2 separate regions of the Mus musculus genome follow, and region 2 is linked to region 1. Evidence: chromatin loops called from intact Hi-C (ENCODE). Cell type or tissue: left cerebral cortex. All regions are shown on one strand. Each heading gives the region's core, and the rest is flanking DNA. Links, peaks and the distances in the headings are about the cores only. Region 1 holds the start of Trio (triple functional domain (PTPRF interacting)). Region 2 has its middle 45 kb from the start of Gm31458.

Region 1 (15,101 bases), core at 3,126-11,125:
GGCCAGTGAATGAGAATACTAACAAACAGCCAGCTTTTCTTGGAGGGCAGGGCTGGTGTTAATGGCTCTTATGCAGTATTCAGAATAATAGGTATGTTTGGGGAGTCACTTTCTCTGTCTCTTTGTCTGTGTCTCTCTCTCTCTGCCTCTCTCTCTCTCTCTCTCTCTCTCTCTCTCTCACACACACACACACACACACAGACACACACAGAAGGGGGACTCATCTGGGGTTCCCTCTCTTCATGAACAGTGACAATCTATGTAATCCAGTATCCCCAAAACCAGAATTACTAAGAAGAGCTCCATTTTGCTAAAAATCTTGTGGATTTCCACCATCCATCTTTCCCTTCTCCTCATCAGAATATGAGACAAGTCGATACAAAGAGGATGATCTGCAAACAGGAAGACAGGAACAGCCCATCTCCAAATCCCTAGAAAGCTTGTTCAATGCCAGAAGTACAGAGGCACTGCAGTAAAAGTCACGAGAGCGGGAAAACTCAGAGCAGCAGCAATCAGAGCTGCCAGTGTTGCAATACTGGTGAGTCGTGCTTCAAGCCACCAATCTTACCTCTTACTTACATACCAGATGGCTTCCCGCAAGGCACACTTCTCATGGGAACCCAGGAAGGAACTTTTATTTTCGGAGAAAAAAACCAAATTGGGTGATATATCTAGTACATCACACTTGTCTATAGGTGACTTTGTAATCCCCTCCCAAGAGGATCTTAGACAAGGAGCTAGGAAGCTAAAAGTCAAGTACATTTGTCAACAAAAGATCTTTGGCCTGCAGAGCACATGTGGCCCTCAGACTAAACACTCCACAGGGGGCAAAGTCTCTGGAGAGAGACAATTCCAGAGGTCACCCTCTTCCTGCAGCTCTGCTCACTGCAGCCCAAGTGAACATCTCTCACCAGCTCTGTGACAAGCAATATAAACTTTCCCAAGAAAGCAGGCGGCTCCTTATTTGGATCTTAAGGGGCTTCCTTAGGTGGATAAAGAATAGAAAGGGGAAATTATGAAGTCAAAACACAGTTATGAAGGAAATTTAATGTGTCTACTATTGACTAAGAATTGCAAATGAACATTTACAGATTAACCATAAATGTTCAGAGGGAGATTTCCCATAAACAAGGAGGTCTTGCGTGTAAGGCCTAATCACATCACAACCTTGGGACAGCCTATTAGAGATACTGGTCTCTTTAAGCCAGCAGGGAGCTGAAGTATAGAAGGGGTTTGGTGGAGAGTTAGGTAAGGCAAAGTTACTTTAAAGGAAGGAGAATCTAACACCAGAAATCAGGAAAACTCAGGGACAGAAAGCAGAGGTGACAGCCACACACCCACACCTGTAGGGCCTTCCCCCACAGCCTTAGGCTGCTTTTTATCAATTCAGAGACACAGGCAGGGACTAAGCCAAAATGTGATAAAGCAGCCAGCTCTGCAGTGGTCACAGAAAAGCTCCTCATGGCCATTCCTGTGCCACTCCTTTGGTGACAGCTCCTCCTCTGAGAACTCTGAAAAGAAAGAAGAGCACTCTGGGAGGGAGCCAGGGTCTTGCTCCAGCTGTGGACCTCTCCTGGCCGCTGCATCTGATTCAATAAAGTGAAGATGCAAAGCACACCTGTCCTCCAGGCAGATGGCTCGGCCCCTGCCAGCTCACCAAAGGACAAGAGAAGCAGGAATGAGGGAAAGGACACCCAGGCAGGAAAGACATTCCACAGGAATTCAGAGAAGTGCCACTCAAATGCTTTCTTCCTTCAGTGTCCGAGCAGGACCTGTCTTCCTGCCGTCCTGTCAAGATAACACGCTCAAGGTAACCCTGGCCACGCCACTGTAGAGCTGATGAAGGATTGGAAGGTCACCGTTACTGCTTTTTATCGTCTAACACAGCTCGCTCCTATCAACATAAGTGATTTTTCTAGGTAAGTGTGGCTATTGATTAAGAATATGACTTCCCTCTGGAATCCTGCCAAGAATATGAGATTAAAATTTTATTTTCTTCGGCGCAGGAATAAAGTAAACAAAGTAAGTATCAGCTATGGCTCATTTAAGTCGATAACTTCAAACGTTACCTCTTGCTTTCCAGTATCCAAATCCATCATCATAACATTTAAAAAGTCTTTTTTAAAAGTACCTTAATTGTATTTTGTTAATCATACCTTTTTTTAAAAAATCACAATTAATACGCCTTTCACTTTGAACATCACCACAGACTTCATTTTAAAATCTTGGCGAAAAGTTCAGAGAGTTAAAAGAGCATGGGGGGGGGGGGGGAAATCAAGTAACATCCCACCTCAGTGAGTGAGTTTGCAATGTCTTGATGGAAGACTCCTTACTTTCCTCTGAAACAGCTTAGCTAGCCGTGACACCTAAAAAGGAGCGACCAACACACACTAGCACAGAGCATCCCCACTCCCCTGCCCCCAAGCTTTCCTCCTCAAAACACTCAGGGTACCAGGGACCTTCTTGAGAACACAATCTCTGTTTAGTACGTGAATGACCACAGCTTCCAAGCCTCAGAACTCGAATCTGACGCCCGCCACTTCCTCGGTACTAAGAGAATAAATATCAAGAAAAGCTTCCTCATCCTCCATATGAAAACCATCGCATCAACGCATAAAAAAAGCTTGCATGCTGCTCCCTCCCAAGGTGACACACTCACGTTGTCCTCCCTCGGTAAGCGTCGTCCTCCCTCGGTAAGCGAGGAGCTGCAGAGGCACCCAGAATGAGACTTACTAAGAAAGAAACCCCAGCGTGGTGGCCTCAGAAGAACCACAAACCTTTGTTCTCCACACGCATTCATTTAACGCCAACCAAAGCATGCCAGGCAGGTTAAAAATAATGCATTTATGTAAGTGCCCCCCCCCTCCCCAGCCTGTGCACACAGTCTTGCAAGGTTAAATACGGAGCTCTGAAAGAATGATTTACTGCCACAAGGACAGGGACCCAAAATAGATTGGCAATAAAAGTGATTGGTCCCAGGGGCGGTGAGAACTAATGTAAGCAACATCCTGGCCATGAGAGGCATCCAGGAAGGAGCACCGGTGTCCTATCAGACTTCTCAGCCCTGATCCCATCCCTACCCAGCTGCACTCTGGGAGAAAGTCACAGGAGCTCCCTGTAAGTCTGACTCCCTATCTGAAAAAAAAAAAAAAAAAAAAAGCTGGTCCAGCTCCAGTCTGTGACAGCTCTTTGTTTTGGTTTAGTTTTGAAATTTTCCTCATCTTTTTTTTTTCAGTGTCCCATTCTGAACAAAGAAAGGTGAAGTTCAAATTCCACTGACAAACAACAACAAAACCAAAAACCCTGATGGCTGCCTACTCAACCCACTTCAGCACCAGTCAGCTTGCCACTGTAGACCAAGCCTAAGTATAGTTGGTCAGGATTGCCAAAATGAACAAGGAACTTCCTTTAGTAGAGTGTTTAGCAGAGAAGGCCACAGCAGCAGAAGAGGGGAGAGCCTTAGTGGGACAGGTGTTGGGTGACTTAGTCCCCTTTTCTGTTTATTCCTTTCTTGCTTCTTTACTAAGCTTGTGCCTCTCTCTCTCTCTCTCTCTCTCTCTCTCTCTCTCTCTCTCTCTCTCTCTCTCGGAGCCATAGACTAAAACTGGTACCCATGGTTGGATGAAAAGGAAACTATGCCCTGGGACTTCAAGAGAGCTGAAAAAACAATGTGTGGGTACCCACAGTTCTGAAGGAACTAAACCTACAGAAAGAAGCACTCCCCAAGGGCAATCTCCTCCATGCTCGGGGTAGACATCCAGTCCCCAGCACCCACCCACCTGAATGCAGGCAGGTGGCAGCCTCTCTGCTGAACACACACCTCCACCGATGGGGTGGGGGAAGTGACACAGTAGCTCATTCTATTTTTGAGCTTCTCTGTTAAAAAGTTCTGTTTGAGCTGATAGCTTGTCCCTTCCATCCAACCATGGGTACCAGTTTTCAGTCTATGGCTACAAAAATAAAGCTTAATAAAGAAGCAAGAAAGGGATAAACAGAAGAGGGGACCAAATAACTACAGCTACAGGACTGAGAAGGAAAAGGTAAGCAATAGAACGTGCCCTGAGGACCAGGCTCAGGGACCTTGGAGAAGGTGCCTTGCCTCCCAGTCAACAGGGACGGATTTTCCCTGTCTGCACATCCTGAAGACAGAAGAGATGGATCTGACAACTCCTCCTTATTCACAGTCAATCAAATCTTTCCAGGAGGGCTCCTACCTGAACTGATCTCTTTCCAGGAGGTCTCCAACCAAGGCCACCCTTAAAACCATGATGTCTATGCTTCAAACTGACCAGCCCCTAGGTATCCTCTGCTAGACACACCAGCCTACATGCCAACCACTGAGATCTGGGGCAAGGATTCAGAGTGGAGGGTGAAATGAAATTCTAAAGGGGGATGGGACAACTCTGAAACCAACTGAAAATCTGCGCTGGCTCCTTCAAGTCACTTTGGAGGTGGAATAAAGGAAACAAGGCAGTAAGCGGCTTTACCTGATCAGGAACTCTAAAACGAACGAGCTACCCAGGACTACGAACAGTAAGAGCAGAGCCCAGAGTGAAGAGAGGCAATCAAGACCAGCATGTCTTTGGAGAATCTTGGAAACAAGTCATTCCTGAACTGTGCATTAAGCCATAAGGGGAAAAAAAAAATCCACCTCTAGGACGCAAGAACATTGGGAAGATGAATTCTGCACAAAACCATTTAGTCTGTGACAGGTGATGGAAAAAAAGAAAGAATGGTGGCTTTGGGCCATGCCTCCAGCCAGTCACACACTAAAAAATAAATAATACATTGTTAAAAACCGTTAAAGCTTTCATTTGAAGGAGTTCATGTCTTTCTAAACCTCAGCTTTCTACAAGGCCCTCACCGGAGAGGGAGAGCTGGAAAGAGCACACTAAACCCAAGTTGACACAGTCGAGACGGAACGTGTCACTTCTCTTCATAACCAATCGGTTAAGACGAATCAAAAATAACCCTGCCAGACAAAGATCAAGAAGACAGAACTAAACCAGGTGTCTAACGGCCCAGAAGTTATCTGCCTCGCCCAAGGCTGGTCGCTTCAATTGCTAGCTCCTAATGACCTGGACTGCGGCCCTGATCTCTTCCAGTTTGGGACCTGACTTTGAAAGAGGCCACTGAGACCCTGAGCTGTCAGCCTCCCGCGCTCACCCCGGTGCAGGCCGCTCACCAGACCCCGAGGCTCTCCGTCCTCCCGGAGGCGGGCAAACAGCCTCCCCGCGCCCTCCCTGGCCCGCCCGTCCGTCCGGATCCTGACCTGGGCCGCCCTCTCTGGCTCTCCAGCGCGGAGTCTGCATCCTCACTCCCAAGCCTGGCCGGCCAGGGACTGCTCTCCGAACTGCAGGCCCCCGGCCGCCGCTGCCCTCCGCCGCCTCCCGGACGCGCAAGCAAACCGGACTGCACGCAGGGACGCGCGGACGCGAGCCGGGCTCGCGCGGGATCTGGGCCGGGCCGGGCTTGGAGGAGGCGCCGTTACCGGGGTCCCCGGGACGCCCCGTCACGCCCCCTGCGCAGCACACCAGCGCCCCTCCCGCCCGCCGGGCTCCGGGCTAGCCTCCTCCTCGGCCACCTCCGGCTCGCCAGAGCGGACCCTAAACTGCCCCTCACTGCCTCCAGGTCCACGCCACCCACGCAGTGCCCGCCAGCCCTGGTCCCACGCCTCTCCCAAGGGCCACCACGGTCCCAGATGTCCTTCCCGGGCCTCCCCCAGAAACAATGGCTCGACCCGACCGCCGCCTCAGCTCGGCCACCGTCCTCGGTTCCTGGGCTGAGGTGCGATGGCTGCCCCGTTTCACAGAACCGTACACCAAGGCTGGATGACAGGCTAGAGCCCCGAGTCGGGACACTCGCTGATAATGGGGTTGGTGGTCCAGCTACCAGCGGCCCAAAAGCTATTACAGGGCAGAGCTGCTGTCCCCGGTCCCGGTGAGCTCGTCCTCCGGGACACCGGCCTCCGCCCACGCCGTCCCCGCCGCCGCCTCCTCGGCCCTCCAGCAAGAGACAAAGAGCCGGCGCCCCTACCCGCGGGGCCGTGGCCGCTGAAACGGGAGGCCGAGGGGTGTCTAGCCTGGCACGAGGGGCGAGCGCCGGGAAAGCGAGTGAAGGCGCCCGGGACGAGCCGCAGCACAAGGGCGGCGTGGGTAACCTGACACGCCGGCGTGGATCGCAGAGCCCCGATGCGGCGACAGGGACGAGAGCGCGCAGGGCTATACCGGGCCGGAGATCCGGGCGCGCCGGGCCGGCCGAGCGCGCGGGGCAACCGCGGTACTCACCGGATCGGAAGAAGGCCGCGATGTCGGCTAGGTCCTTGGCGGCCTCCTCGGCGCCCTCGCCGGCGCCGCCCCCGCAGCCGGAGCCCGCCGCGCTGGCCGCTGCCGCGGGGCCGGAGGACGCGGCCGGGGCGGTGGCACCGCCGCTGCTGCCGCTCATGGCTTCGGCGGCGGACGAGCCCGCCTCGGGCCCCGCGCCCCTAGCTCCGCGCACCCAGCCGCCTGCGCCTGGCCTGGCGGCGCCGAGCACCCAGCTGCCCGCGCCCGGCGCGCGGACGCACAGCCCCGGGGCGGCGGGCGGCGGCGGCTCGGCCCGAGGAGCGCGCCCACATAGACGAGGACACCGCCCGGGAGCCGCGAGCCTGGCGCGGAGCGGGCGCGCGGAGCCACGGCCTCGGCGTGGCCGGCCGGGGCACGGGCAGCGGCGCGGACACGCGAGGGCGGGGGCCGGGGCTGCGAAGCTCCGCGATCACGAACGCCGGCGGCAGCAGCGAGCCTCCATCTTGCTTTCCGACGGGGAAGGAAGGAGGGGGAGGGAGAAATCACGGCCGAGGGAGCCCGGGTGAAAGGAAAGGGAGAGCAGGGAAAGGAGAGGAAGGAAAAAGAGGGGCTTCGGGAATTTCCGGAGAGCTTCGTTAGCGGCCGGAGCGTGGGCTCGGCTGGTGGGCGGGGCCTTTTGTGGGCGGGTCCTGGAGGGGCGGAGCCGCGCCTGGGAGCCCGGAGGGCGAAATGGAGTGGCTGAGAGAGAACGTGGAGCGGGCCAGGTCTCCTCCTCCAGGGCTGCTCCAAACCTGGGAGGAGCAGGAACAAGTGTGACCGAGCCACACTGGCCTTCCAGGACGGGCACTGCGCCCCCTGCCAGGACTCTCGCGCCTGCACTGCAAGCGGTCCTAGCGCTGGAGCGTTTTCATTATTATTTATGTCACCCGCGGGGCCGAGCGACCAGGATATGGAGCTGGTGTGGCCTTCGCAGGCACAGCGCTGTCACTGGCATGTAGAAGGGGCGGGATAATTGTTGAATGAGCAGAGAGGCAGTGAAAACAGATTATCTGCTCTAGTCTACCGTCTCCTTGTATGTAAAAAGCAGGCGCGAGAGAGGGGGTGCTTGCGGGGAATCCCCATCTCCCAAGTGTGCTGGGTCCTCAGGCTACCCAGATGTAGTGGGAAGATGATGGAGGCAGGGGAGACCAGAGGAAAGGGACTTTTAAAGAAAATGTACGTTAAATCAGATGTGTGGAATATCAAATTCTGCTTTATGTCACGGCTGCAAGATGAGTGCAGTGAAGGAATGGGCGCCGGGTAATTGAGAATCACATGCAGGAGAAAACAGATCAACAAATTCCATCAAACTACACCCCGCACCTATGTTTAACGGGAGAACGATGATTAAGTGACCACCAGATCTTTTCCCCTTGGCAGTCTCAGACAAGCAAGGGAAAAGGGCTAGAAGGCTTGGTTTCGGTCAGGATGAAGTTTGAAGACACCCATAGGAATTTGTGTTCACCTTGCAATAGGTGTGTGTAAAGATCTACAGCTGTGTGCTTATATTTTGGACCGCATGATAGTACATATGCCTGTATTTTCTTGCTCTGTCAATTAATTGGCCCTGGAAACACCTAGCGTTTTGATGACTGTCTCTCTGCCTCTCATGTGTGCCTGCACGCACTATCGACATTTGTGTTTTGGGTCTGTGTTTATATGAATACAAGAGGTAGGTACCCAGTGTCTAACTCAGTCATCCACTTCTCACCTTAGTTTTTTTGGAGCAGAGTCTCTCACTGAATCTGGAGTTCCTTGGTTAGTTAGACAGTTGACTAGCAATACATAAAGATCCTCCCATCTCTGCCTCCCTAGTGCCCAAGCTGCAGTAAAAAGCTGGAATACCGAGGAACTGAATTCAGGTTCCCATGCTTGCAGAGTAAGTATTTTACCACAGATGGAGCGTTTCTATGGTTCTCAGATCTTGTTTTTAATACTTTCCTCCAATTAAAGGAATTCAGGCTCTTTGGGAAAATGGGTGATTCTGGTAGTGGGGCAGGAAGTATTTAACATGAGCACCCTGTTGTGCCAGAAGGTAAGGAAATGACTTCCCAAGGGGGGGGGGGGGAAGCAGCACAGAAAAAGATTACCCAGGACACAAAGGAAACAGTCGAAAGAGCTCTTCATGGCCCAAGCCAGAACAATTTCAGAAAGACAACATAGCACTGTTTGATTACAAGCAAAAAAAATAAATAAATATTTTTGAGTCCATACTGATGTAAAGGAATAAGCAAATGGGGTAGAAGTGACAAAGGCAGAAGTACAAGTAACTTAGGTAGAGATTGTCCCGAGTGAGACAGAGCAGAACTCCCCTCTCGCAGGGTACAGGCTGCACACTACCTTCCAAAGAGAACAAAACTGGTAAGGAACTTTCTAACAGAGAAACCATTACTCTGCCCCAGCCCGTTGATCAAGGTGAACTTAAGAATCAGTAAGTCACCTTGACACTGTGTTCTAGATATAATAAAAGTGGCAGTGTTCCTCCCTGTGCCTCCCCTCCAAAACTCCAAGCTCCAAATGAAGATAACAGCATCCTATGAATGAGGCACTTCCTATAAATTACCTCACCAGCACTCTCCCAGACTTTCAAGGTCAGCAAAAATAAGAAAAGGCAAACAGATAGTTGTAGAATGCTGCGAGAACCATGGGATGGTGTTAGAACTCAGTGCAGTGTGGTGGTTTGCTCGTGTTGTTTTGTTCTGTGACAGGTTTTCCATCCATGGCCCAAGCTGGCCTTGAACTCTCCATTCTCTTACATGGGCCTCCCAAGTACGTTTACTAGATGTGTAAGTACAAACAAATCAGTTGTGTGCCACCACATTTGGCTCAGTGTAGTGGTCTTGATGGGTCTCAAAAGAACTCCTGAGATTTAAACTGAGTAAATCTGAATAGCGTGTTGGGGTATTAGTCAATAACACCAAATCCATAGTAAGCGAGAAACTAGACCTGGGGTTCATGGGAGCTCTCTCCACAACTTCTTAGTAAATGTCTATCTCATTTTAAGATTAAAAAGTATATTTAAAGCTTACTTTTAATCAGATGAGCAGCCTCTTACAAAAGTAATTCAAGTCAGCAAGTCCACAATCTCACAGCTCTTCAACTCAGGTGTGTTGACGATGCTTCTCTTAATTCATATCGATAACTTCTTTCTCTCTTTACATAGCTCCCAGAGGCTTCCGAGTGAAAAATATAGATAACGTACCCGATCCTTGAACATGAAGAACCATGCTGGCATATCTGTTCCTGTAACCTGGACATCCTGCCTAGATGGTTGGCATTGTTGAGGCCAGATTGTAGACATTGCTGAGGCTACATTGTGGGCATTGCTGAGGCTGGTCCTTACTGTGTGCCTTACCCACTCATGGGAACTTGGGTCGGCTGGCAGCCATCAGGGGAAATACTCAGCTGCTCACTGTGGTGCTCAGTCCCAACCCAAACCCAGAGTCTTAGATCCTCAAGACCTCCTGACACAGGCTTTCTTAGAGGCTCACTTTAAGACTTAACGCTACCCATCTCTACCCGCAAACCCCATGAAACAATATTTATCCTTTTTGAACTCCAGTATTTTTTCATTTATTCTTCTTTGTCTATTAGCTTCGGTGTAGCCTTTCTATTCTTAAAGAGAATGGCTTTTAGTATCCAACAAACTTCTCTTTTTCAGTTCTCCCTCCCAGAGATTCTAAAAGCGTCTCTTAAAATTCAAAGCCAGTGCCAACATTTTTCTTTGTATCCTTCCCATAATAATTCCCACCTTGGGCTGGTATATAAAACTGTGGAGAGAAGTTTAAACGTTGAGGGAAAATGAAGATGTTTTGAATGAGAAGGATATATTAGATGGTCTCATGCTGACTGACAGCTTGTTGGTGCTGAACCTAGGAAGTGACAGATGGGGAAGGCTAACTCCCTTTGGAAGGTTCCTGGGTGGGTCAGATTCAGGGTTCTGGGAGATGGTCTTAAGAGAAATGCAAGGGAGTCACATTACTGCTCCGGGCCTTGGGGCTTGGAATGGGCAGGGAATGACTGGGGTGTATTTGGCAAGAAAAGATCTCTATTCTAGGAATAGAAATTCTGCCCAATTCTTCTATCTCAGGTACTCCGACCAAGAAAGGAATGAGAGAGAATTTTTGTGTGAGTATGGTACACACATGCAGGCTGTCCCTGACATCTGAGCATGTGCAGGGAGATCTAAACAGGGTTTCACGACAGCTGCTGTTGATCCTACCCAACCTTCAAAATCCGGCTCCAGTTTCATCTGCTTTCATGAAGCTCCTACATGACTCAAGTTGATCTCTCCCTGCTCTGAGTTGCCCATCAGTCATTTGGGTACTTAATCGTGTGCCACGTTCTATGATTTCCAAGATTCGTCTTCAACGTCTTGCCTAGGAGATGAAGTAATTCTTTGCAATTGGCATGCAGATGCCAGTGTGCTTCTTGTGTACCTGGAGTTATATGAGGCCTGAAGACAGGAGACAAAATGCACAACATGAGCTGTGGTAGACAGTGCAACAGCCACAGAGACAGTGCTGTTCTCCTTGGTGGACATCAAGCCCCGCTAAAAACCTGTGTTTCCCAACTCTGGTGTTCATGTAACTGGGTACTGATCCCCATGAGCTACAAGCAGAAAAGGGCAGATTTATCATCTGTGTGCTCTTTGTCCTTTGAGTCCAACCTTTAGGAACACCAGCATACTGACGAAGGGGCCACAGTGAGACTATGAAGCAGAGCATATGGTGCAAGAAAATGACTGGTTGTAAGACAAGAAAATAAAGACCCTGCCACGGTCACATGGCTGATATGTCTGGTGTTAAACTGTATGCCACCCAGCCTCCTCTTCCTTACTAGGCCAATCAGTTCATATATGGGTGTGGGTGCATGTATGTTGCGCTATGCACACACGTGTATGAAGTTCAGAAGTCCACGTTGGTTGTCTTCATTGACCTATCACCCCCACCACACATTTGCAGTGTAGTCTCTCACTGAACCTGGAGGTCACTGATTCAGCCAGACCAGCTGCCCAGTAAGCTCCAGATATCCTCCTGTGTCCACTTCCCCGGTGCTGGGATCAGCAGTACAAAATCACCATGTAAGTGGCTTAAAAAAAAAAAAAGATTTATTTATTATTGTATGTAAGTACACTGTAGCTGTCTTCAGACATAGCAGTAGAGGGCATCCTATCTCATTACAGACAGTTGTGAGTTACCATGTGGTTGCTGGGATTTGAACTCAGGACCCCTGGAAGAGTAGTCAGTGCTCTTAACCACTGAGCCATCTCTCCAGCCCCGTCCCCCTTTTTATGTAGGTGCTAGAGATCTGAACTCAGGCTCTCATGATTGTGTAGCCAGCATTGCTGACTGAGCCTCTCCTATGGGCCCATGCTCCTATGGGTCCCTTATTGATGTTTCTCACGTATTTTTTTTTCCCACCAAGGGAACTCTTCGAGGTGAGTGAAAAAGCAGGAGACAGTTACTTCCTTGAGAGTCTGGGAGGTGACTGCAAGAAGCCATCGAACAGCAAACATGTCTTTGAATTGGAAAGTCTTTTCTTCTAAACGAAGGTGAAATGTTTTCTTCTTCTCATTCATTTGCATGTATTTTAATATAAATATTATGTCTTAACTTGTATCCTAGTTGATATGGGTACAGCTATATATCTCCCACTCCCCCCCCTCCCCCAAAGTATGCTAAACTCATAACTCTGAATACCTTACAATGCAACTCTATTTAGAAATAAGGCCATGACAGATGTGATTATTCAAGTTTGGGGTCATGCTCAAGTGATATTCTTGTAAGAGGGTGGCCTGCTGAGGGCAAACTTGGAGAATGCCAAAAGCTATTGGCAAATCAACAAATCAACGAAGAGCCTAGCAAGGGTTTTTCTATTGGTTTCAGAAAGATCCTTGCCCTGCCCAAGTATGATTCAGACTTGTAGACTAAAGAAGTCTGAGATCTCTAGAAGCCTGGGGTGATAAACTTCTATCGTTAAAGTCTCCTGGTTCATAGTACTTCACAGTCGTGGTAACCCCAGAAAATTGATACATAGGCCACTACACATATCTAGTATTTTGGGGTTATTTGGAGTGACTCTGCTATTTTAGGAACAGAGTCATCTTGTGGATAGTATTTGTTGGATGACTATGACATCCAAAAATAAATAAATAAATAAATAAAAAGAAAGAAAGAAAGAAAGAAAGAAAGAAAGAAAGAAAGGAACAAAAGAATGTAGGAAATTCAACTTAACAAGTGGCTATAGGAATAGATGTGAATGAAAACACGTTGTGGAAACCTCCAGTTGGTACAACTGTTGGCCACAGTGTAGAACCTGGATTCTTCTGCTCTTTGCTACTATAACCTGATACTTACTCTTGGCTTTCTTGTGAGCGAAAGGGGATTGCTTTGCTCACAGTTTTAAAGGTCTAGAATCTGGATCGGATAGTCCCATTAGTCTGGGCTCTGGTGAGGCACCCTGGCTACATGATATTGCAGTGGATGGGGTCATAACTTGAGCCTGTGTGAGAAGAAGAAGACAGGGATCCCAGGAAGGTAACTACGTTGATCTCTTATGGAACCCTCTCCAAAGATCTAGCCTGGGTCCCGTGAGAACTATACTAACTTACAACTGCTGTGCCTGGTGACCTAGTTATTTTGCACTAGTGCATGTCTCTTAAAGGTTCCATCCGACCTCTCAGTACTGGGAACCAGCTTCCAACACATGGACCTTTAAGGAACATATCCCAACTGCATCCAAATTGTTCATAGCTACAAATCTGAATTCAGAGGTATAGACCACCATGGGCCTCTAGACTTGCCTAGTTCACCAAGGGTGTGAACCCAGAGAGTGAGTGCTCACAATGTACAGGCATGGGTGGATCCATGGCTCTCCAGTTGGTGCCGAGCCAGATTAAGGAACATGAGCGAAGAGGTGCTAACCTTCAGAACCTTGGCCTCTCCATATGCAAGAGTCATGCTAAGTCAGTTCAGCAAAACAACCAGATAAATCTGCATTCTTAGACTTCTCTGGTTGGGGGGGACCATAAAGCTACAAAGCTGGAAAGGCCCAAGGTAGAGACCAGCCTGCACTGCTCTGCATCTCCCTTCAAAAATATGGAGACCCAAAAATCGCTCATTGACTCTCAAGATTGTTTGATAAATGTTTTTAATACCATTGTTCTTTCCAGCATTTGAAATACCTCTGAATATACAAAGCCAGCAGAAGAGGGGGTTAGGAGCAATGAAGCTGGGGAAGCTGGGTAGACAGAGCCAAATAGGAGGTAGATGGTGAAGTAGACAGAGAGAAAGATGTACATATGTGTACTATGGTTAGTCTCAATTATGAACTTGAGGAGATCTAGAATCATCTCGGGGGACAAGCCTCTGGGCATGCCTGTGGGAGATCTGGGTGCATTCATTCATCACTCTGCTCCTGGGCTGCAGTTGCAATGTGACCCACGGTCTCCAGTTCCTGCTGCTGTGATTTTCCTACCTCAATTGATAACTTCCAACTGTGACCCAAATGATCCTTAATGTTTGTTAAGTTGCTTTTGCCAGGGCACTTTATCACAGCAATGGGTAAAGTCACCAAGACAGCATGTGCATGTGTATATGTGTGTACCTGTGCCACTGCCTGGCTGCCTTTGGGCTATTAACTGATGGAAGACTCGGTCTAGTAGCAGAGAAAAAGCAACAATACCAGAATGGAAAGATAAAAGGAGCTTCAGCTCTGGAATGTGCTTAACCTTGGATCTTGCTGAGTTTTGTTATTACTGTTATATAAATGAGAACAGTATTATATACATTTATATAAACTATTATATTAATGAGCATTAGAAGGCTCATTCTTTGTATTTACTGGCTCATCTTCAAACTGGTCAATGTCCAAAACTGCTGGCTTCCACTTCCCTGCAAGTAACTTTAAAAACTCCAAATTGATACTGTGTTTTTCCCCCCTTCTACATTTGCTACAGTTGCAGAATCTGAAATCCTACTGAGAAAGATCCACTGTCCCTGACCAACTTTTGGTCTTCAGAATTTCTCAGCAAGGGATAAATACACCCAGGAGTCCCTAACACCTTAAACCTGTATCCCTTAATCCCTCCTAGAGAAGACTGTCGGCTTAGCAGAGCATCAGCTCAGAGTAATACCAGATAAAGAAGGGAAAAGGCCATTGAAAGTTACCAGGAAGAAAAGCATCTATGTTGCTTTTGTACAGAACGGGTCTTGCTAATGTGAGGACAGTGGTTACGCACCAAGCCATCTCAGTTCCTTCTGCACAGGGAAAGCCATGTAAAGACTTCATATACAACCAGGGCAATGGCGGCACAAGCCTTTGATCCCAGCACTTAGGAGGAAGAGGCAGGCAGATATTGCTCAGTGAGTTTGAGGATAGCCTGGTCCTAGGCTACACAGAGAAACCCCGTCTCAAAACAAAACAAAACAAAACAAAAACAAATAAACCTTCATGTCCAGGTTGGGGCTATTACAGAAGACTTGACTTTTACAGCAAACAATTGCTTAGTCCTTACTATGTCATCTGCCAGAGTGAACAAAATGAGCCAGACTTCTCACCTCATAGGCTGACTTTCCACTGGGGGAGGGGGAGATCAAGGTGTCTGCCAGATAATAACAAGAAGAGTGATCCATGCAGCAAAGGAAGGGGTAGAAGTCTAGGGGACAGGGCAGCCATCCACATCACTGGTAACAGTACAGCCCAGAAGAGAAAGTAACAAAATGAAATGCATGTTGGCCAAGAGTAAGAAGACCTGAGAAGGAACACAAAGGACCC
Region 2 (15,101 bases), core at 2,790-10,789, 85 kb after region 1:
TGGTTTCTGAATACAGAAGTCTGCCTTGGCTTTGGTGAGAGCTACCAAATGGATAGCTTTATGGCACTTGACAAACTATTTAGAAGGCAGAATGCATTCATTAGGCTCAAACCCTTTAATATCTTGACGTCAGGAATTGGAGGCTAGACACAATCCTTTCTCACCTCCCCAGACACCCTCATAGCCAGCTTCCTTCTCTCTTCTCAGCAGAACTGCCCTGCTGCAGAGCCTTATCACCCACACTGTGTAGGATTTCTATGGCATCTTCAATGGGTGCCCGGACGTGTTTCTTCCTAGCGATCTTCCCCAGTTCAAACCCTTGCTTTCCATCCTTTGGTGTGCTCACTTCCCCATTCAGTGGCTTTCTGTGGCTTGAAGGATAAAGTGGCTGATCACAGACAACACTGTCATGACGATTTCTGCTCATGTCCATGTGGGCCTTGACATTCCCCTTCCTCTCTTACAGTGAGGCCACCACCAGACGCCAATTTTGGTCAGTGGGAAGAGTAACTGAATTCACTTCTGGGACAGACTTTCAAGTTTACATGCCATGGTAGACTTCTGTCCTGCCTTGGTGGCTTTGTGTGAGTTACACATTGGACTGTGACCTGATAAAAAATTGTGTTGAAATTCTAACCCCCCCCCCCCTTTTTTTTTCTGGGAACGTGAGCTTGATTGGAAACAGGATCGATGTAGATATAACCCAGTAAGAGCTTACCGATAGGCCTAATGATAAGATTGATATCTTTGAAAAATTTAGAGAAATTAAGACATAGGCAGACAGAGAGAAGAAGGCAGATACATCGCAAGTTGGAGGCATTCTGCCTCAGCCCAGGGAAGAGCTGGACCATCAGACACTGGAAGACCTTAGGGAGGGTTGATTTCCAGATGTCACAGGGGTGATAAGATGCTGCTGCAGTAGATGTCTTATGGGTGGGAAGCAAAGACCTGCTGTGGTTAATTAAGTCACAGGGATTTAAGGATGTAGTTGTTACTGGAGCAAGCCTAGTCTATCTAGAAGAATCGGGTTCACTTGGACCTTTTCTGGAACATTTCCTTGCTATGCTGTTCCCTAATAATGTACCTGATGATTCTGGGGTTTGTTGTGGGTTATTGTTTTTGTTGAGAATGCTCTTCTTTTAAAATAAAAACTCCACTACTTATTTACTTAATTAATTACTTGATTGATTAAATGCGTGTTTGTGTGTCTGTGTGAGTGTGTATGGGAAGGAAATTGTTTGTTTGGTCTATACTTCTACATCATAGTCCACCATTGAAGGGAGTCAGGACAGGAACTTGAGCAGGGCAGGGACCTGGAGGCAGGAACTGATGCTGAGGCTATGGAGGGATGCTGCTTACTGGCTTGCTCATCATGGCTCACTCAGCTTGCTTTTTTATAGAACTCAGGTCCATCAGCCCATGGATGGTACCACCACAACATTGATCCTCATTGATCACTGTTTAAGAAAATGCCTTACAGGCTTGCCTACAGCCCAGTCTTATAGAAACGTTTTCTATTCTCAGCTAGGTGAGTATCTCCTCACAAATGACTCTAACTTGTGTCAAGTTGACTGAACAGAATCCCCAGTTCTTGGGTTGCTAAGCTTATAGCCTTTGACCGTGGTACATGCTGCTGCCAAGACACCTGATATAGCTTCTCCCTTCCCAGGGGACTTTATTCCAAGATGAGGGCACAGGACACAAATGCCTGGAGCTCTCATTTCAGTTACAAGGTGTGATCTGAACTATTTACTTCTACCCTCACCTGCTGAGCCTCCATCCTTCTGGCCTCCCTTTCTCTTTCCCTTTCTGTTTCCTCTTTTATGGTGTTTACTTTTTTATCTGTTTTCTGATGCATGGGGTTTGCCATCCCATTCCATCATATGTTCCTTCTCACTATTCAGTCTGATATCTGGCTTCAGGTCAGGAGCGATCATTTTCCAAATGTGTGTAGGCCCTTTCCCGCCTCCTCACCATTGATCAGGGAAAGCCAGAAGGTAGCAAGACTGAAGATCCAGTGATCCTTGATTCCTGCTAAAGAAACTCTTTCCATGAGACACAGGGGAAACAATTCACTCGAAACATACACATTTTTTTAGATTATTCTTGGCTTTTACTTAGTAGCTCTGATGAAAGGAAGTGGTCCCTGGCAGGAAGCTTCAGGGATGGCCCCAGGAAGGGGAGGAAGTGAGTCTGTGTTTTTGTCTCCTGCTGACCTTCCAGGGAGGCTTCTACTGCCCTCAGTCAGCTCCAGTGCTTATCTGAGTCCATTCTATTCCCCCGGAGTCCGGGAGTCCCACTTCCTTATGTCATTTCCTGCATCCTCTGGGGCCTCCTGGTTCTTCTGCAGTCTCTGCTCATGACTGAGATTCTGGACGGTCATTGCACAGCCATCCTCCTACCTCAGGTTTTCCATGCTGTTAAGCTCAGGAGTCGGTCAGGTGGTTGATCTGTGGCAAACCTTGGAGGCCTGAGGAGTCACAGGATCTGCTTTAGCCCACGTGGCTTTCACTGTTCCCCTGTAGGCAAGCCATTGCAGTTATTCCTTGAAAACATGAAACAGCTGCAAAATGTGTGGACCCCACGTGCGCTAGCACTGCCTTAGCGTCTGTGATTATTATTATTATTATTATTATTATTATTTTTTTTTTTTTTTGCGTCTGTGATTATTATGGAGTGGGTTCATTGGTCAGAAGTCTATCTCCGTAACCACAGTAGAGCCAGTATGGAAAAGATTTGCATGGCTTCCAAGAAAACATGAGTGAGAAAGAGAAGATAATTACTGCTTTGAGATAATTCTTCCTTTGCTTAATAACTCGCAATGGATCCATGACCGCTCAGTTTCAAAGCTCTTCTTAATCTTACATGTTTTGTGCTGCCTGCACTGTCACCTGTAGAAATAGTTCTAATCCAACAGCTTCTGAGTTGGCTGTTGTAGGAAGACTGATGAACTAGTGGAGCTCTGGGTCTATGGACAATGTCAATGGGGGCTGGGCATGCAGAATTTGATTTAAAGGCGACAAAGAATCTGTACTAAATCAAGAGATTGTAATCACCCACATATTTCCCACATATTGGCTCAGACCTCTTAGAAAGAACATAAAGGGGGCTTTAATAGTCAGGTAGCTATATCCTTTGCCTGTTTTAACGAATGGAGAGATCTGAGGCTCCCTGAGGTTAGTGCTTTAACTAAGCCTACACAGCAGCATTGTTGAGAATAGACCCTGGTCTTTCAACTGGAGAGCAGTCTATCCCAGGGTTCCTTGGTGTATATGATTATGGCAAGTCACTAGGCAAATACAATCTGGGAGGAGTAATATCTAAACTTCACCATCCACTCCTGAGGTTAGTGAGTTGTAGAAGAAGAAAGGGATTTGCTTGTTCTAGGGCAGCTCCATCCCGGAGAAAATTCCTCATGGATATTTTAATTTCCTAGCAGCGCTTGTCTTAGTTACTTTACTATGGCCATGAAAAGACAACATAACCAAGGGAGCTATAGAAGAAAGAGTTTATTAGGGCTCACACAGTTCCAGAGGGTTAGAGTCCATGGCCATCATGGCAATGAACATGACAGCATGAACAATTTGTGGGAGTCAGTTTATTTTCCACCACGTGAGACTTGGGGATCAAACTCAATGAGGTCACCAGGCTTGGCAGCAAGGGTCTATGCAAGGGTCTATACTTGCTGAGCCATCATCTTGAAGGCCCACATAGGAATTATGTGATAAGTGTAATTTAACGTACTGGTTATTATTTTAATGGAAGGTGTTGAGCTCACACTTTTGCATAGCCAAAGGAGTTATCTTACCTCTAAACTATATTCAGCTTCAATATAAAAGCTATTGATGATCTATTTTATATTATATGCTGAAGTTAAACTTTCATAATCTGGAAGATATTTTAAACTTTCAGCACCTCTTAACTTGGAGTGGCCCCTGATCCCTGTGCATGCTGGCCCCCAGCTGCACAGTATAGTGCTAAATCGTCTGTCCTGAGTAGTCATGTTTGTTATCTGGCCTCTGGATTCCTGTGATAAACTCCTATATTGAAAGATTCAGAGAAATCCCCATTCTTCATAATTGTATAGCTTATTAGACAAACCATATACTACCAGGGCGACAGAAAGAGGGTGCCCTGAATAGCTGTGAAGGAACATGCATTCCCCACCCCTTGACTGGCAGACAGAGACAAGAGCTCACTTTAGTTATAGATTTCCTGAAGTCATGGTAATGGGAGGAATCACTGAATGTCCTGTGGTGCCCAGTGGGCATGAAGAAAGTTGCAAGAGACTTGAGAAAATAAAGTGGATCTGTATCCAGAGGTGCTGGTGTGGAGGACCTGGAGTTTGATGCAGGATGAAAGCAGTCTTGTCAACTGTGCAAGTAAGAAAAGAGTCAATTAGCTTAAACTTCAGAATTCAACTTTGTATGAGACCGGGAAAGAGTTCCTTGGCACAGGGAAAATGTCGCAGAGATGTGTGTGTGTGTGTGTGTGTATGTGTGTGTGTGTGTGTGTGTGTGTGTGTGTGTGTGTGTGTGTGTGTGTGTGAGTGCTTTGGGGACATTAAAGGCAGCATAGATTTATCCTATCCCAGAGAAGTCTTTGGTGGAAGAGTGTAATGAATTAACACCTGCCTGAGCCCCATTAGCTCCAGAACCCAATAAAAGATTAAAAATTGTTGGTTGTAAAATATCTAGCTAAAAAATTGTCGCAGATCTCTGGGTCACAAACCTTAATGGGGAATACCAGAAACCCAAACGTTTAGTGGCTGCAACATAGAAGGAAATGAACTCACATCTGATTTACTTGGAATTTAAGAGAAAATGTAAGGAAAGGAATCTTTCTCAGAAGTTCTTCTTCATGCTTTTTACTTGAAAAGGACTAGTTTTCCCTGAGTGTACATCTGAAGATGCTACTGTTTCATCTATTACATTAAATCACATGTCTTTAGCTGGACTTTATGTTGTAAGATAATGCTACTGCAAAGCAGCTGCACCACATATAATGACAGCCATTCATTTCCTGCTTGTCTCTTTTAAACTGGGCAAATTGAAATTTTCCTATTTTTAAAAACCAGAGTTTTCACTAATGCTCCTCAGACACAGCTGGGTGAGACCATTTCAAGCAATCAAGAATCAGGGTCTCGAAAGCAGAGCGTGAGTGTGTCCACAAGATAAATTTTTATCCTTAAGATGGACACCTTTGAATTTTAATTTGAAGTCATCCTTGTAGAGGTACAGTTTATGTACAACAAAATGTATCTATTTGGGGAATACCATGTTATGTGAGTTTCGAAAAGTTCACATACATGTGTAACTAGCACCATAGTTAAAATTCCAAATTCCATCATCTAGAAAATTTCTTGATGGCTCAGGGTGGTCACTATTCCTTCAATCACTGGAAATTAATTTTTAGCTTCATGGTTTCCAAATTTTGCCATGGCCTTCTGGCACACTCCAGAAAAACTCAGTGTACCAAGGATATTTCATTTCATTTATTTAGTGAGCTGTCTCTGTCTGCCTGCCTGCCTATCTGTGTGTGTGTATGTGTGTGTGTGTGTGTGTCTGTTGCCCTCTGTATGTATGTGTATCCAGAAGATAAGATATAAAGAGAGGGTCCTTGAGCTGTCCTTGAACTCAAGTGTCCCCAGGTACTGCTGGTACTAAGATTTCAGGGATGAGTCACCATGTTCAGTTGGGTGCTTTAAATGATTGAGGAAAACACTGAGGCATCTGCAGACATAAGAGAACTATGTCAAAATTCCTTACGACTTATTGATTCACTAGGAAAAACTGTAGGGTATAACGTTTGGCTTAGGGTCACTAAACAAGAGTTACTGAGATATGCATGATGTTATTACATGTGTGAGGCTTGCTTTCTTTCTTTCTTTCTTTCTTTCTTTCTTTCTTTCTTTCTTTCTTTCTTTCTTTCTTTCTTTCTTTTATATTGCCAAGAAGTATTTTTGTGTAGAGATGAACACAACCTCATTCAAGACAGCTACTGAAAGCATTCGTATTCAGATCTTTTGAATAAACATGCGTTCACTTTTCTTGAGTAGATATGTAGCTGCAGAATTCCTGGGTCATATGCTAAGTGGATGTTTAACTTTTTAAGAACCTGCCAAACTGTTTTCCAAAGCAAATTCCCACCCCCAGTCGCTCTACTTCCTCACCAGCGCTTCAGTGCCAGCCTCTTTAATTTTAGACTCTAGTGGGTGTACGCTGCTAGCTCGCTGAGCCTTTCTCATTTGCATTTTTCTGATGACTAATGATGTTGCGAAGCTTTTCATGTGCCTGTTGTCCATTTGCATATCCCTTTCAGTAAAGTTTGTGGAAATCTTGTGCCCATTTAAAATCTGAGTGGTTTGCCTTCTTATAATTGAGCTATAAACATTTTATACGTTCTTAATACATGCCCACGGAGGGGAACGCATGTATGGAAATTTCTATTCTTGGGTGGCTTGCTTTTTCATGGTCTCCATAGTGTTTGTTACAAAGGAGGAGTCTTCAGCTTCCATGAGTTGAGAAAATGTCTTTGACGGTTAGTGGTTCTGTTTGTGTGTGTGTGTATCCTAAGAGCTTTTGTTTACTGTAAGCTCACAATGATCTCTCTCTCTCTCTCTCTCTCTCTCTCTCTCACACACACACACACACAATTTTATAGTCTTAAACTCTTATAAGTTCATGACACACTTGGGTTAGGTTTTTTGTGTGGCATGAGTGTGAGGTAAGGATACAGATCTTTTTTCTTTATGAAGCTGAGTTGGTCCAGCAGCCTCTATCGAAAGGCCTAGCTTCTTTCTGCTGGATTCTCTGTTACTTTACTGGAGCACTAATTAATCCCATCTGTGGCTCTATTGCTAGACTCCTTCACTTCCATTCTCCTTGACTGTCCTCTGTCATTTCTGTTCTCTTGATGACTATGGCTTTCTAGTGAGTGTTGAAATCCAGGTCATATAACTCCTTCAACTGTGTTCTTTCTTTTTCACATTTATTTTGGCTGAATTGTAAGCCCTTTGTAACAGGTCTGTACCTTTTAAAACAGTCCAGAATCTCTGGGATACTATCTCTAAAACGGTGTCCCTTGCTAGTATATAGGCCAAAGCACAGAGCAAAATCAACCATATCTCCCAGTCCTCAACTGTTACCAGGACTCAAGACACGTGGCAGAGCTTGCAAATCGGATGCATTCACATGAATCTTTGATTCTAAGTAAAGGGAGGTAAAGAACAGGATGGGTCTCTTCTATGTCCTTCAAGACAGGCACGACAAGCCAGCAGTACATTGATACCTCCTTGTCACTTGTTCCAGGGAATTCCTTCTGAAGCCTGGAACCCAGCGTGCCTGTTTGAGTCTTATAGACAACTCACTCCCCATTATAAACTGACTTTTATGATGGGGATACAAACTTCTTTTCTTAACAAGCAGCTACTGCAGATTCGATTGCTCTCGTTCAAAACCCCCAGCAAAGTCGTAGAGTCAACCTTGGTGCTGACCTGGTACCCTTCCTCTCTCAACACCAACCACTCCCCGAGTGTGAAACCTAAATCTGTCTGCTGTGTCCCTCCCCACTCTCCTGCCCAGGCAGACCACCATGGTCTCTCAATTTGAGTTTGGCAATAGCTTCCAATGCAGTGGTCCTCAACCTCCTCAATGCTGTGACCCTTTAATACAGTTCCTTATGCTGTGATGACCCTCAAACCACAAAGTTATTTTTGATGCTACTTCATAACTATAATTTTGCTACTGATATGAATCATAACATAAATATCTGATATGTAGAGTCCCTGTGGGAGTTACAACTCACAGGTTAACTGCTGCATTGGTGCAAATCAAATGTCGTCTATCTATATAACAGAATTTAAAATTTGCTTCAAGAAGAAATAACATTTAAATACAGGCTAGAACTTGAAAGTCATGCTAAATAAAAGCAGCAGACTCATGAGACCATAGGGAAGTATCCAGGATAGGTAAGTCCATTGAGATGGAAAACAGGGTTCTGGTGGCTGAGGGTGGGGAAGTGACTACTGGTGGAGCATCTTATGAACACTCTCTGGATGTGGATGATGGTTGTGCAATGTTATGAAGGCATCAATGACTTGAATTACTTTAAATTTGTTACATATATATCATCATCATCATCATCTTAGAAAAATCCATTCCTGATCAGGACTATGATAAGGAAATAATTTTTCAGAGCTATTCCCACCAAGACCCCCCCCCCCCATAACCCTTTCTTATCATGGCTCACCTTGAGCCCTTTTTTCTTTTCAGGAGAAGCACCCAGCTGCTATCGTCTGATATGTGAGGTCTCCTCGCAGACTTATGCATCTGAACACCCGGTTCTTGACCAGATGCTCAGTCCGGGAGGTGTGGAACCTCTAGGATAGGTTCCAATTGATAGATTTGGGACCTTTAGGATGGGGCTTGGAAGGTGACACGGTCTCATGTTGTGATCTGTGTTCTTTGCTTCTTGTCTACAGCTGTGATAAGAGGTCACATAGTTATATACTTCCATTTCCGCCACTACGGACTCTGCCAGAACTTCCCCACAGTCGTGGACTAAGACTTCTGAAACCTCAATAAATTCTTCTTCCCCACTTTAGGTTGTGTACTGGCTAGTTTTGTGTCAACTTGACACAGCTGGAGTTATCACAGAGAAAGGAGCTTCAGTTGAGGAAATGCCTCCATGAGATCCAACTGTAAGGCATTTTCTCAATTAGTGATCAAGGGGGAAAGCCCCCTTGTGGGTGGGACCATCTCTGGGCTGGTAGTTTTGGGTTCTATAAGAGAGCAGGCTGAGCAAGCCAGGGGAGGCAAGCCAGTAAAGAACATCCCTCCATGGCCTCTGCATCGGCTCCTGCTTTCTGACCTGCTTGAGTTCCAGTCCTGACTTCCTTGGTGATGAACAGCAGTATGGAAGTGTAAGCCGAATAAACCCTTTCCTCCCCAACTTGCTTCTTGGTCATGATGTTTGTGCAGGAATAGAAACCCTGACTAAGACAGGTTGCTTCTATCAGATCTTTTTGTGCAGCAAGGAGAAAACCATTTCGCACAGTATCTTTCTTCGATTTAACATTGGTGTGTGTAGGGGGCTCTAAGTATCCTAGAGACCACGGCTGTCCGTGTTTACCTTCAGCCCCCATCGGCTCTAGCCTCTGCTCACTGCTTAGTAGGACACTATTGCACTCTTCTTGGCTGTGTCTGTTCATCTTTGCTGACTGACTGAATTTAGACTCACCTAAGAAACACACCTGAACGTGTGTTTTTCCAGGAAGGGTTCAAATGCCAAAGCGATCCTTGGCTTGCACGTGGACAGCAGCACCACCTTAGGGGCTGGGGTGCCAGATTGAATGAAAAATGGAAAAAGAGGGATCTGAGCATTATCAGTTGTCTGTCTGTCCTTGCTGGCTGTAGATACAGCATGTCCAGTGGCCTCAGGCTTCCCGTGCCATGCCTTCCTAACATGGTGACGTCATCCCTTCTCAAAATGTGGGATTAAAAGTCCACATTCATTTCTTCAGTGCCTTTTGTCAAGGCACACATCCTTCCATCACAGATATGTGAAAGACGTATAATTTATGGGGCTAATGGGACGTCCTAAGTTGCATGAGGTAGGGTGTTTGATAATATGTGAGACTTTCTCTCTAAACCACAAGGCTTGGGCTTTGAACACTGTGTAGGGCTATTTTCTTCCTGTCTTCTTGTGGCAAAAGGACAGAGTGTGATGGGCTGCTTCTTGACTCTGAGTTGACCTCCATAACAATATGCTTTTTTTTTCCAACCTGGACTGTCTCCTTGGCAACCAAGTTAATCGTCACTCACACTTTCAACTCAAGTTCGCATTAATGCTTCTTATTAATGCTCAGTTTCAAATGGTTTGTTTCACTTGAAAAGAATCTGCAGAAGCTGCATTATTCGCTCTGTGGCTGATTTTTCTGCCATGCTTTTTTTTTAAAGGGTCCATTCAGATTTCCCCATGAATGTTTGAAAACACAGTTGGCAACTATATGCTGTACCTACTACGTGACAGACGTATTCTAAGGGCTTGGTGTACATTCATGTAATCTTTAAGATGACCTGTAACATATGCAGAGTGAACAATGAATCTTACAGATGAGCATAGTGGGGAGTTTGGAGGTCAAACTCCTCATCCACGTTCAACAGTGCATCATGTTGAACAACACTATCATGGTAGACTATGATGCAGAGTCATCTTTTAAAAACAGAATAGCATGCCTACTTGTTTTCCCAAAGGTTGATTCCCAGGGGAAGGAAATCTTCATTCAAAGGAATTGATATGGAGTCCTGGACCTGAGGTAGTTTGAGGGAAGGGAAGCTCCCATGAGAACTCCCCAGAGCCTCTCATGTAGGGTTCCTAGAACCAAAGTACAAAGTCTTTACTTTAACTGGCCATGTCGCACAGGCAAACCTAGTTAAGAAGCAGACTCTGGGGTCAGGCTGTCTCTGCCACCCAAATGTAGTCAGCAGGCCAATTACCTTGAAAATTTAAATCTGAGGCAGGCCGAGCTAAGAGGAAGTCATTTCTCTGAGAAAATGAGTGCCTTGATCGGACTTTGGATTTGGCTGTGATCTCTCAACCATAGCTCTCGACACACTGGAGACCGATTCATTCTTTATTGAGGATGGTTTGCCCTGTGCACTGTGGTATGCTTAGCTGGCATGCACCCTAGAGCCTGTAGCATCAGACCAGTTGTAAGACCTAAAATAGTTGCCTGATGTAGCCAGATATGTCCTTGGAGGCAAAAATCACACTGGTGGAGAAACAGTAGATTGGACATTGTTCTGTGACTCTATCATATGCAGTCGAGATTGCCAGCTTCATGAAACATTGCTTCATCTTCAGGTCGGTGATCTAGAATTTATTCCAAAATTCATTGTTTGAGAATTTCATACCCGATTGTAGTACATTTTGATCAAATCTTCTCCTCAGTATCTGGAGGAGTGAGATTTTAGACTCATCACTCAAATGTGCAGAAGGACAGCCTGACTTCTGCAATGTGTCACAGGTGTCTTTCCTTACTCGAAACAATCTCGGATACCATCATGCTCCATTTGCACTCAGAAAAGCAATCTCAGTCCTCAAGGTGATGCTGTGTTTTCTGGTGATGACAGAAGCCTCTTTTCAGTTATTTCTCAGCCACCTGCACGCTCCTGTCAGTCTCTCTCTGTCTCTGTCTCTGTCTCTCTCTGTCTCTGTCTCTCTCTGTTTCTGTCTCTCTCTGCCTGCCTCTCTCTCTCTGCCTGCCCCCTCCCTCCCTCTGTCTCTCTGCCTGCCTCTCTGTCTCTCTGTCTCTGTCTCTCTCTGTTTCTGTCTCTCTCTGCCTGCCTCTCTCTCTCTGCCTGCCCCCTCCCTCCCTCTGTCTCTCTGCCTGCCTCTCTATCTCTCTGTCTCTGTCTCACCTATGTGCTTTCTTTCTTCCTAAGTAGTCCTTGAGACATCTTTCTTTTTTCAGAGAATCCCACAAAGATGCAAGTACTGAGAGTGGGTACCAAGCGTCTCTCTCTTTAGAGGAGACTGGCAGGTACTCTCCTCACATCAACCAGTGTGCTCATGTACCCTCCTCTTCCCCCATTTACCATGGATTAAGTTCTTGAGCTCTCAAAGTGGAACCAAGCCTTGCCTTCCGTGGTAGAGCCAACTTTGTTCACCCCTTATTCTCCAACAATCCCTCCCTCTGTCTTTAGCATTACTTTTTTTTCTTTTCTTTTAATTAGATATTTTCTTTATTTACATTTCAAATGTTATCTCCTTTCCTGGTTTCCCCTCTGAAAACCCACTATCCTGTCCACGGTCCCCCTGCTCACCAACCCACCCACTCCCACTTCCTGGCCCTGACATTTCCCTACACTGAGGCATAGAACCTTCACAGGACCAAGGGCTTCTCCTCCCATTGATGACTGATGAGGCCATCCTTTGCTACATATGCAGCTGGAGCCATGACTCCCACCATGTGTAGTCTTTGGTTGGTGATTTAGTCCCTGGGAACTCTGGGGGTACTGGTTAGTTCATATTGTTGTTCCTCCTATGGTACTGCTAACCCCTTTAGCTCCTTGGGTTCTTTCTCTAGCTCCTTCATTGGGGACCCTGTGCTCAGTCCAATGGTAGACTGTGAGGATCCACCTCTGTATTTGTCAGGTACTGGTTGAGCCCCTCTGGAGAGAGCTATAACAGGCTTCTGTCAGCAAGTGCTTGTTGACATCCACAAAAGTGTCTGGGTTTGGTGATTGTATATGGGATGGATCACCAGATGAGGCAGTCTCTCAGAATTACTTTTTAATATACTTGTTCACTGTTCATAATTTTGTTGACCTCAGTTAGAATCCCGACCTACTTCTTTCATACTTATAGAAGGATGTCTACTTTTGTTGTCTTCATTCTCTTTCTTTATGTAGCATCTCTTAGGGTTAGGGAGATAGCTTAATCTATGCCATGTTTGTCATGCCAGCATGGAGACCTGAGTTTTGACACCCCCCCCCAGCACCCACCTAAATGCTGGGCATAGCAGTGCTTGTCTGTAATTTTTGCATCTGGGAGGCAGAGATGGGTAGCTCCTTGGTACTCACTAGCTAACCAGCCTAGAAAGATCCAATGAGCTCCAGGTCCAACAATAGATTCTTTCTCCAAAATAAGGTGAAGAGGGATTGAGGAACCTATCCATGCTGACCTTTACCCCCTGACACACGTGTGTATTAGTCCATGTGAACAAAGACACACTACAGACATATACACACATGCATGGGACTTCTTTTGTTGTGGTGGGTTGAATGAGAATGAAGCCATAGGCGCATGTATTTGAATGCTTAGTCACCAGAGAGTAAAATTGTTTAAGAAGGATTAGGAAATGTAGCCTTGTTGGAGGAGGTGTGTTGCTGCGAGTGGGCTTTGAAGTTTCAGAAACCCAGTGTCTGTCTGTCTGTCTGTCTGTCTGTCTGTCTGTCTCTCTGCCTGCTGCCTGTGGATCAGGATGTGAAGCTGGAAGCTGTTGCTCCAGCCCCGTGACTGTCTGCTTCCTGAAATAATAACTGTGGACTAACCCTTTAAAGCGGTAAGCGAGCGTCCAATGAAAAAAGCTTTCTATGCGTTGCCTTGGTTGAGGTGTCTCTGCACAGCAACAGGTCAGTAACTAAGAGAGTCGTGGTAAAATAATTCACAGACATGATACTGGTGGATGAGACAGTGTGGAAATGTGGATGTAACCGTGTGGAAGCGCATTATCATGGGAAGTTTAAGTACATTCGAAGTTTCATGCCATTTCAGCTCTATCCAGTTACAGAAATCTCATCACTCCAGGTGGAAATCCCATGCCCACTGGGAATCACCTCAGATTCTCCCACTTCTTAGAGCCTCCCAGTCCGTGGTAAACAAGAATCCCCCTCTCTGTCTCTATGGATTTATCTGGATTGGGTATTTCCTAGAGTAGAACCATTTACTATATGGTTCTTTGTGCCTGGCCTTCCAATGCCTTGATACTTGTGCTGGTTAATCTTAATTGTCAACTGGACTGTAGTGGGAATCAACTGGAACCCAAGTTTCGGTGCTTGTGGATGAAGGATTTTATATATATATATATATATATATATATATATATATATATATATATATATATATAAATTTTATTGTTTATTCACTTTGCATCCCACTCACTACCCCCTCCCCGCAGTCACCCCAGAAAACCCACCCTAAATCCAACAATACCTTCTGGTAGCAGCCCAGAGGTGGGGGAAAACATGGAAGGAAGAAACCTTACTTTTTGTCTGCTTGTCCTCATTTTTATTGGCAAGTTCACCTATTCTGTTGCTGTGGCCTGTACTACATTTAATTTCCTCAGGGTTCCAATGTAGGCTGAAGACCTCCAGGAATCCTAGGTCTCCAGCATTATGATGAAAAGGCTGGCATCTAGCCTCATGGACTAAGCAACTACTGTAGTCTCTGACCTTCTGCTGTCTGTCATCCAGCCACTGCTGGACTAGTTGTATCCTGTAAGCTGGTCTATCTAATAAATCCCCTTTTAACACATATACAAATATATGTTCTTTCTATCAGTTATGTTCGTTACAATAACGCTGAGTACAGTATATCTTTTCCATTTATGGCTGAACACCATTTCACTCTGTGGGTGTACTTACATTTTGTTGTTCAGTCATCTCTTGATGGACACTTGGGTTTGTTTCTCCTTTTTCTCTTTAAGTCCCCTTAGATAGGCTCCCACTTCCATCACTCCATGGAAGCCCTCATGCTTAGGGTAGCCCGTGCGTGATCTCTGACTCACGGTTAAGTCTCACCATCTCTTGGACTCGAGTTACTACTGCTCGTTCTGCCTGGTCACACCCTCTCCTGGGAGGACTTATCATGGTTCGGGCCAACCGTACACTTCCGGTCACGCTCTTTCCTGGGAGGACTTCTGGGGCAGGGGTGGGGGGAGAGGGTGGGACTCCACACTTCCTTGGGTTTCCTTCTCTTTTCCGGTTCCTTTTCTGTTTCTTCACACTGCTTTGCTATGTGAGTGTATTCCTAAAACCCCTCCCCCATCTATGATCTCAGTCCCCTGGTATAAATACCATTCACATTCAGATTTCTACTTCCACCTTGATGTCCTCTTCACTGTACACTCAACTTAAGTGTCATTCTGCTTACTCGGCACCTCTGTTTGGATGCCAGATAGTCATCATAGCTCTAACCTGTTCAAAATTAAAGATCAAAATTTAGCTGGGTCTCCTACAGCCTTCCTCATCTTAAGAACTGTTTTTTATGGTGGATGGAAATCTGGGAGTACAAGCTAGATGAACCCTTTCTTTGGCAAGTTGGTCAATGATTTGACACAGCACAGAAATCATGGAAGACAATTTTCTTAAAGGGACTCTTTATTATTCTGAAATCTTTAAAATCTCTTTTCTAATTGTATTCTAGCCATTTATAATTTTTTACTGTTGCATATCTGAACATGTTTAATATAAGGAAAAATTCCATTTCAAAAAAAGCAATACATACATATTTCATAGAAAAAAACCACTTTTTGGTTATAGTACTATTAAGAGCAAAATAGTTAATGCTTATTAAACAATTAGTCTTTACTTAAG

The links. Peaks named below come from ENCODE experiments on the same cell type or tissue, not always from the same donor. Only the 100,000 strongest peaks of a DNase experiment are listed, where the experiment ranks them.
Region 2: a loop joins it to region 1, with 4 times the contacts of the local background. A loop is called at or near these places in 2 of 42 quality-filtered maps.

What each region holds. Positions count from the first base shown.
Region 1 is chr15:28,019,053-28,034,153 of GRCm38, forward strand. Trio (triple functional domain (PTPRF interacting)) reads right to left here and starts at 6,796. Exons shown (of 57, transcript NM_001081302.1): 1 at 6,288-6,796. The coding sequence starts at 6,444. In left cerebral cortex, for the core only: a CTCF peak has its summit at 7,131; DNase peaks (open chromatin) are centred at 4,606, 5,571, 5,903 and 6,993; H3K4me3 peaks cover 3,341 bases; H3K27ac peaks cover 2,821 bases.
Region 2 is chr15:28,103,906-28,119,006 of GRCm38, forward strand. No RefSeq gene overlaps it. Among named protein-coding and RNA genes, the nearest start is that of Gm31458, 45 kb to the left of the region's middle. In left cerebral cortex, for the core only: no CTCF peak of the experiment used is centred there; a DNase peak (open chromatin) is centred at 6,222; H3K27ac peaks cover 289 bases.